2 separate regions of the Homo sapiens genome follow, and region 1 is linked to region 2. A link is an interaction called in ENCODE POLR2A ChIA-PET data of the cell type or tissue named here. Cell type or tissue: PC-9. All regions are shown on one strand.

What was found. Peaks named below come from ENCODE experiments on the same cell type or tissue, not always from the same donor. Only the 100,000 strongest peaks of a DNase experiment are listed, where the experiment ranks them.
Region 1: POLR2A ChIA-PET joins it to region 2 with 6 read pairs; 1 of 35 experiments calls an interaction of 5 or more read pairs at or near these places.

Annotation. Positions count from the first base shown.
Region 1 is chr10:42,688,776-42,692,775 of GRCh38, reverse strand. It overlaps LINC01518 (long intergenic non-protein coding RNA 1518), which reads left to right and starts at 1,017. Exons shown (of 5, transcript NR_120659.1): 1 at 1,017-1,241; 2 at 2,084-2,200. In PC-9, CTCF peaks have their summits at 1,854 and 2,056 (motif pointing left); DNase peaks (open chromatin) are centred at 975 and 2,055; H3K4me3 peaks cover 2,086 bases.
Region 2 is chr10:43,354,434-43,358,433 of GRCh38, reverse strand. No RefSeq gene overlaps it. Among named protein-coding and RNA genes, the nearest start is that of FXYD4, 15 kb to the left of the region's middle. RefSeq lists an enhancer at 2,184-2,891. In PC-9, a CTCF peak has its summit at 2,495; a DNase peak (open chromatin) is centred at 2,283; H3K27ac peaks cover 2,606 bases.

The DNA of each region.
Region 1 (4,000 bases), 670 kb after region 2:
GGAGTCTCCCTCTGTTGCCCGGGCTGGAGTGCAGTGGCTCGATCTCTGCTCACTGCAACCTCCACCTACTGGGTTCAAGTGATTCTCCTGCCTCAGCCTCCTGAGTAGCTGGGATTACAGGCGTGCGCCAGCACTCCTGGCTAATTTTTTTTTGTATTTTTAGTAGAGACGGGGTTTCAGCACGTTGGTCAGGCTGGTCTCAAACTCCTGACCTCGTGATCTGCCCGCCTTGGCTTCCCAAAGTGCTGGGATTAACAGGCCTGAGCCACTGCAACTGGCCCCCTAGATGATAAATCTTATTGCTTGGTGGATAAAGAAAATGTAGCACATATGCACCATGGACTACTATTCAGCCATAATAAAGAATGAGTTCATGTCCTTTGCAGGGACATGGATGAAGCTGGAAATCATCCAGATCCTACCGCTCCTGCCATGCTGCATCACTGCCACTCACTGCAGCAAGCCCAGCTGTGGAGCTGCAGGCTACAGCCTCCAGCATGCAGCAGGTGGCTCTTCCTTTCCCCCTTCCTTTTTTTTTTTTTTTTTTTTTTAGATGGATTCTTGCTTTGTCACCTAGGCTAGAGTGCAGTGGCACGATCTTGGCTTACTGCAACCTCTGCCTCCTGGGTTTAAGCGATTGTCCTGCCTCAGCCTCTCAAGTAGCTGGAACTACAGGAGCACCACGCCTGGCTAATTTTTGCATGTTTAGCAGAGACGGGGGTTTCACCATCTTGCCCAGGCTAGTCTCAAACTCGACCTCGTGATCCACCCGCCTCAGAATTACAGGTGAGTCACCATGCCCAGCCCCTTCCCCCCTTCTAAGCCTGGCACACACCAGCTTAGCAGACAGAAGCAGAAGAGTCTGGAATGGCCTGACTCCCCCTTAGCATGCTTTATATACCGAGGTTCCTGGGTTACATGTTCTGATTGGATGAGAGTAAGCCTTAGGCTAACCAATCAGAACATGATAATAAAGTCCAATCAGAATAAGCCTAGAGGTTTTCTCTCATCCAATTAGAACATTGGCTGCGACGACAGCGACTGAAGCGCAGCTGGAGTGGTAAGATGGCGGACGAGCAGCTGCAGCAGCTCCGTGCGGTGCTACAGGGGGAGGGGAAGGTGGTTTCTCCTGACACAAGCTGGAGGCCGGAGCCTGTGGCACCCTGGCTTGCCTCACTGAAGCTGGTGGCTGTGACAGGGACTGCACGGCTGCTGGAGTGGTAGAAAGGCAGCCCAGGTAGGTGAGTATTCTCAACTGCACTGCCCACGGTGGGGAGCGGCTTGGGGGCGCTATTCCGGGCATCACTGCCTGCAGCCAGGAGCGGGTTGGGGTGCTATCCAGGGCTGCACTGCCCGGGGATGGAGTGGGGCTTGGGGCACTGTTACGGGCGTTATTTCTCCCAGTGTGGGGGCGGGTTGGGGTCTCTATTGGGTGCTGCAGTGTTCGAGGTGGGGACGGGTTGGGGGCGCTATCAGGGGTTACACTCCCTGGGAGTGGGGGGTGGTGTTTGGGACACTATCGGGGGCTACACTGTCAGCGGCGGGTTAGGGGCGCAATCGGGGCTGCACTGCTGGTAGTGGCAGAGGTGGCCGCCACAGCGGTGGCCTCCAAGGAAGGAGCCAGGCTCCAGACTCTAGAAGGAGACCTCCTACTGCTCAGCGGGCACACAGTGTTTCCATGGGAATCATGGGCATGGCAGGGCCTGTCATGGTTCCTGGGTCTGCGTCCTCTTACTCTGTGTTGAGACAACCTGGGATTCCTGAGCACAGTCATGGGGTAGACATGGGGCACAGGCGTCATGGGGGGACAGGGCCCTGTGGGTGGAGACGTTAGGAATGGAAACCGGCACTCGGGGTGGGGGCGCAGGAGGGGCCGGGGGTTGGGCGGGGTAGTAGTGGCTGGGTCTGAGTTCTGCTGTTCCTGCTCTCCAAGGAGCCGCAGCCCCAGTGGGCCCAACGGTTCCTGTGGGTGGGGAGCCAGCCACCTTGGAGTCTCCAGTTCACTGAAACCTGTCACTGCCACCCAGTGGCCACCATGACAAGGTGAGGCTCTAACGTTACCACTCCCTGCATCATGTTCTAGGCTTTTCTGACTTTACTGGCCCAGCTGCTCTGTGCCAGAAGGAGGAGCAACCTGCCACACGCTGGAGGGTGGAGGCTGGAGCCTGGAGCCTGGGACGTGGCGGCTGGCGTCACTGCGGTGGGTGGCACTTTGGAGCAGTAGGTAGGAGGGCAGCCAGCTGTGGCCACCTGTGGCAGGGCTGTGGCTGTGGCCAGCTAGTAGGGGCCTTGTAGGGAGTGCCGGTGCATCGAGGGTGACAGCAGCAGTGGTTGTATTGGCATTGGCCTTAGTGGTGGCAGCAGCAGCAAGTCTGGGGGTCCTGGGAAGTGGGAGTAGGAGCACTGCGGAGCCACCTGGCCTGGCGTGGGTAGGAAGCTGTGGGTGCTGTACCGTCGGCCTCGGTGGCAGCAGTGGAGGTGCCGCCAGGGCAAGGAGGAGTCCTCCCCCTTCTCCTGCAGAATCTGGAGGGTCCCATCCTTCTGCTGGCACCTGAGCCAGGTGTGAGTGGAGCATTATCGCAATCTTAACAAAATTTAGGGGTGACTGTGTATCTTTTTGCTCTTTATTGTTGTTGTTGTTGTTGTTGTTGTGAAAAAGTCTTGAACTTTTTCAAATTTCATGAATCAAGGAGGGGAAAAAAGGTATCATAATAGGCCTTCCGATTCCCTCACGTGTTGTTTTTCCTTTCTTCCAGTCTTTTATTCTCATCATCATCTTCTTGTTCTTCTTTATTTGCTTATGCTGCTGCCTCTATTTCTTGTTTCTCCTTCACCACCTCCTGCTTTTGTTTGCTTTTTCCCAAGCAATGGCATTAACAACAAACCAAGACTGAGTTAAAAATAAAGTACTTGTCAGTGTGTTGTACTTTAAAAATAATTGGTCCATTACTATGTCTTAGAGATTTGCATAATTATTTAGTACTTGAATAGATATGCTTTCCTGTTCCTGTTAACGCATTGTAAGCAGTTATTCAAGGAATAAAAAAAAGAAGCATCAAATAAAATATTGGTAGCAAACAGCTGTTTCATCTGTCTTACATATTAGTCTGGAGATATGCAAGAGGCATGGGGGTAATAAGTTCCAATTTAGGAGGTCATTAGGTAAACTATATTCCCTTCATGTTATTTCCCTCCCACTATTTTCAAGATTATTATCTGCGTGACCAAACCTGGTTTGTCACCACATCTTTACAACAGGAAAAGGAAGCGGGGATCATGCAAATAATGTTTTAAGGCCAAGATTCACAACCAAAAACAAGGCTTTATTAACTTTTGTCTTTAAGAACCTGCAGTATTGAGCCCTCTTTCCTAGTATTACAACCTTTGGTATGAACTCTTTTTTTAGTGATTGCACTAGAAGTTTATGCATTTTATTGAATAAAGAAACAAATGTATATTTTATCATTTTTCAAGCCCACAGAAATGGATTAAGGCCTATAATTTTGACACTTTTAAAATTATTTTTAAGTTTATGACATGTAAAATACTGTTGATACATGTGGGAATATGGATAAGTACCACCAGATAGCTTATTTTGAAGAGACAGTGTCTAAATTTTTGTCGACAGCGTCTAAATTTTTGTCGACAGTAGATTGGTTGCAGTTTCTTAGGTGTGTTTCTCAGTACATTGCCTCAGCGTTTTAAAGCGTATAGAAATTTGGATTCTGTTTACCCTCATATGGTCCTTTGTTTATAGGTTGTTTAATGTTTCTAGGGACTGAAGACATCACAGCCCCCTTTAAGATGCAGTAATATTAATAAGATTTGTTATGTATAGGGTTAGAATCCAACAAACTCGAGAGGAAAATTGTTAAATTATATAGCTGTAGAGCAGGAAATGAAACCTAGGTTCTAAGCTCTAAGGGGGCCATGAGCTACCATACAGGTGCATCAGTGACCGGGCATAGCATAGAGTGGGTAGAATACAGGATGGTTAAGA
Region 2 (4,000 bases):
GTCCCATTCCCAAGATATCTCATTATGTATATGCAAATATTCCAAAATCCAAAAAATTCCACAATCAGAAATATCTCTGGTCCCAAGCATTATTTTTTTTTTTTTGAAACAGAGTCTTGCTGTGTTGCCCAGGCTGGAGTACAGTGGCACGATCTCAGTTCAGTGTAAACTCTTCTTCCTAGGTTCAAGTGATTATCCTGCCTCAGCCTCCCTTATCTTGGAATTACAGGAGTCCACCACCACGCCTGGCTAATTTTTGTATTTTTAGTAGAGATGGGGTTTCACTGTGTTGGCCAGGCTGCTGGTCTTGAACTCCTGACCTCAAGTGCTCGGCCAGCCTTAGCCTCCCAAAGTGCTGGGATTACAGGCATGAACCACTGCGGTGGGCCCATTTTCTTTCTTTTTTTCTTTTTTGAGACGGAGTTTTGCTCAGTTGCCCAGGCTGGAGTGCAAGGGCGTTATCTCGGCTCACCGCAACCACAACCTCCGCCTCCCGGTTCAAGCGATTCTCCTGCCTCAGCCTCCCGAGTAGCTGGGACTACAGGCGCCCGCCACTGTGCCCGGCTAAGTTTTTGTATTTTTAGGAGAGACGGGGTTTCACCATGGTCTCGATCTCCTGACCTCGTGATCCACCCGTCTCGGCCTCCCAAAGTGCTGAGATTACAGGCGTGAGCCACCATGCCCGGCTAATTGTGTATTTTTAGTAGAGATGGGGTTTCTCCATGTTGGTCAGGCTGGTCTCGAACTCCTGACCTCAGGTGGATCTCCTGCCTCGGCCTCCCAAAATGCTGGAATTACAGGCATGAGCCACCGCACCTGGCCCCATTTTCTTTTTTTAATACAGAATCTCACTCTGTCACCCAGGCTGGAGTACAGTGGTGCAGTCTCAGCTCACTGCAACTTCTGCCTTTGGAACTCATCCTCCCACCTTAGTCTCCTGAGTAGCTGGGACTACAGGTATGTACCACCACGCCCAGCTAATTTTTTTTTTTTTTTTTTTTTTTGAGACGGAGTCTCGCTCTGTCGCCCAGGCTGGAGTGCAGTGGCACAATCTCGGCTCACTGCAACCTCCGCCTCCCAGGTTCACGCCATTCTCCTGCCTCAGCCTCCTGAGTAGCTGGGACTACAGGCACCTACCACCACGCCCGGCTGATTTTGTTTTTGTGTTGGGTTTCACTGTGTTAGCCTGGATGGTCTTGATGTCCTGATCTCGTGATCCGCCCGCCTCAGCCTCCCAGAGTGCTGGGATTACAGGCATGAGCCACCGCACCCAGCCAGCTAATTTTTTTTTGAGATGGAGTTTTGCTTAGTCGCCCAGGCTGGAGTGCAATGGTGCGATCTCGACTCACTGCAACCTCCACCTCCTGGGTTCAATCAGTTCTCCCACCTCAGCCTCCCGAGTAGCTGGGATTACTGGCGCCTGCCATCATGCCAGGCTAATTTGTATTTTTAGTAGAGAGGGGGTCTCACCATGTTGGCCAGGCTGGTCTTGAACTCCTGACCTCAGGTGATCCACTTTGGTCCTCGGCCTCCCAAAGTGCTGGGATTACAGGTGTAAGCCACTGTGCCCAGCCTAATTTTTGCATTTTTAGTAGAGATGGGGTTTCACCATGTTGAAACTGCCTAGGCAAAATTATGACTGAGACAGTGAAAGAGATCTAACTTAACCGACTACTTCTTGCTTCTAACTGCCAAGCTGCCTTTGTTCATTCCTGGATGTGGGCTGAACTAACTTTGGGAAAAACTTAGTTTGTAGTTTGTTTGTTTATTTATTTATTTATTGAGATGAAGTTTCGTTCTTTTGCCCAGGCTGGAGTTCAGTGGCAGGACCTAGGTGAGATCTCAGCTCACCACAACCTCTGCCTCCTGGGCTCAAGGGATTCTCCTGCCTTAACTTCCGGAGTAGATGGGATTACAGGCGCCCACCACCACACCCAGCTAATTTTTTTGTATTTTTAGTAGAGACGGGGGTTTCACCATGTTGGTCAGGCTGGTCTCAAACTCATGACCTCAGGTAATCCACCTGCCCCCTAAAGTGCTGGGAGGTGAGCCACCTCGCCAGGATTGCTTGCCGTTTATAGTTTAAACAAAGATGGTAACAGCCCTTTCTCAAAGCAGACTTCCTTCTTGCCTGGGGACTAGGCTAACATTAGCCACAGAATTAGAAATAATGGTTTAGGAGTCATGCAGCTGGAGGCTACAAGATTCTGACCCTCCCTAAACTGCTGCTAAGATCAGTGCTTGAGATATTTTACAGACCTGCACTTGTGGATCAGCTGGCACCACCCAGATCAATAAACTGGCTTGTCTGACATTGTGTTCCACACCCAGGAACTGACTCAGTGCTAGAAGACAGCTTCTACTCCCTATGATTTCATCTCTGACCAATCAGCACTCCTGGCTCACTGGCTCCCCCTCTACCCACCAAGTTATCCTTAAAAACTCTGATCCCCGAATGCTCAGGGAGACTGATTTGAGTAATGATAAAACTCCAGCCACCCACACAGCTGGCTTTGCATGAATTACTTTTTCTCTATTGCAGTTCCTTGTCTTGATGAATTGGCTCTGTCTACGCAGTGGGCAAGGTGAACCCCTTGGGCAGTTACAGTGTTGGCCCAGATTACTTGAGGTCAGGAGTGCAAGACCAGCCTAGCCAACAGGGTTTGTGTGTGACTATGCCCGGTTAATTTTGGTATTTTTAGTGGAGACTGGGCCACCTGCCTCAGCCTCCCAAAGTGCTGGGATTACAGGCATCAGCCACTGTGCCTGGCTCCTTTTTTTTTTTTTTTTTTTTTTTTTGAGAAGGAGTTTCGCTCTTGTTGCTGAGGCTGGAGTGCAGTGATGTGATCTCGGCTCACTGCAACCTCCGCCTCCTGGGTTTAAGCTATTCTCCTGCCTCAGCCTCCTGAGTAGCTGGGATGACAGGCATGTGCCACCACGCCTGGCTAATTTTGTATTTTTAGTAAAGACGGGATTTCTCCATATTTGTCAGGCTGGCCTTGAACTCCCGACCTCAGGTGATCCACCCGCCTTGGTCTCCCAAAGTGCTGGGATTACAGGAGTGAGCCACTGTGCCTGGCCCATTTAAAAATTCTTAGTTGGCTTTGTGATTCTCAAATAAGGCAACACTTCCTTTCATAAAATGGAATAAATGTTCCAGGGAACTGAGCAGAGGAGGTTGGTTTTATAGACCAAAATGGCTAAAGAAAGCAGAAACAAAAAAGAAAAAGTGAATTGGTCGTTTTAAGGTTGCTTTCCTCCTAAGGCAAGAATGAGACAGAACAATAGAAAAAAGAACTGATTGACTAACCTCGGGTCCCTTTTTGTTGTAAGGATTAAAGGCAGAGGGAACTTCATTATCATGCCACTGAAGCTGGCCTGTTTGGGAAGTTGGACTGTTATCTCTCTCCTGATGGAAGGCCAGAGGTGACTCTGTTTTGGAGTAATTGTATTAGAATGAAAATGCTTTGAAAGTTATGTTAGATAAAAATTATAGGAGACCCCTGTGTTTTTTTTTTGTTTGTTTCTTTTTCTTTTTCTTTTTTTTTTTTTGAGGCAGAGTTTCAAGTTTTGCTTTTGTTGCCCAGGCTGGAGTGCAACCTCTGCCTCCCGGGTTCAAGCGATTCTCCTGCCTCAGCCTCCTGAGTAGCTGGGATTACAGGCATGTGCCACCACGCCTGGCTAATTCTTTTTGTATTTTTAGTAGAAACGGTTTCTCCATGTTGGTCAGGCTGGTCTCGAACTCAGGTGATCCACCCAGGAGACCCTTGTTTAGGACTAAGCTGATCCTAGCAGGAGCTTAGTCCAAAACAAGGGTCTCCTATAATTTTTATTTATATAATTACTTGGTATTTATGGATTGACTCAATACACACAGCTCACTGCAGTTCCAGGGGCTGCAAAGGGACAGCGCAGAGCTCCTGCCTCCAATGGATGATATCACAGTGGGCTTAGAGTGGGAGGAAGAAATAGATGTGTTATCTTCCCAGTGTTGACTGAC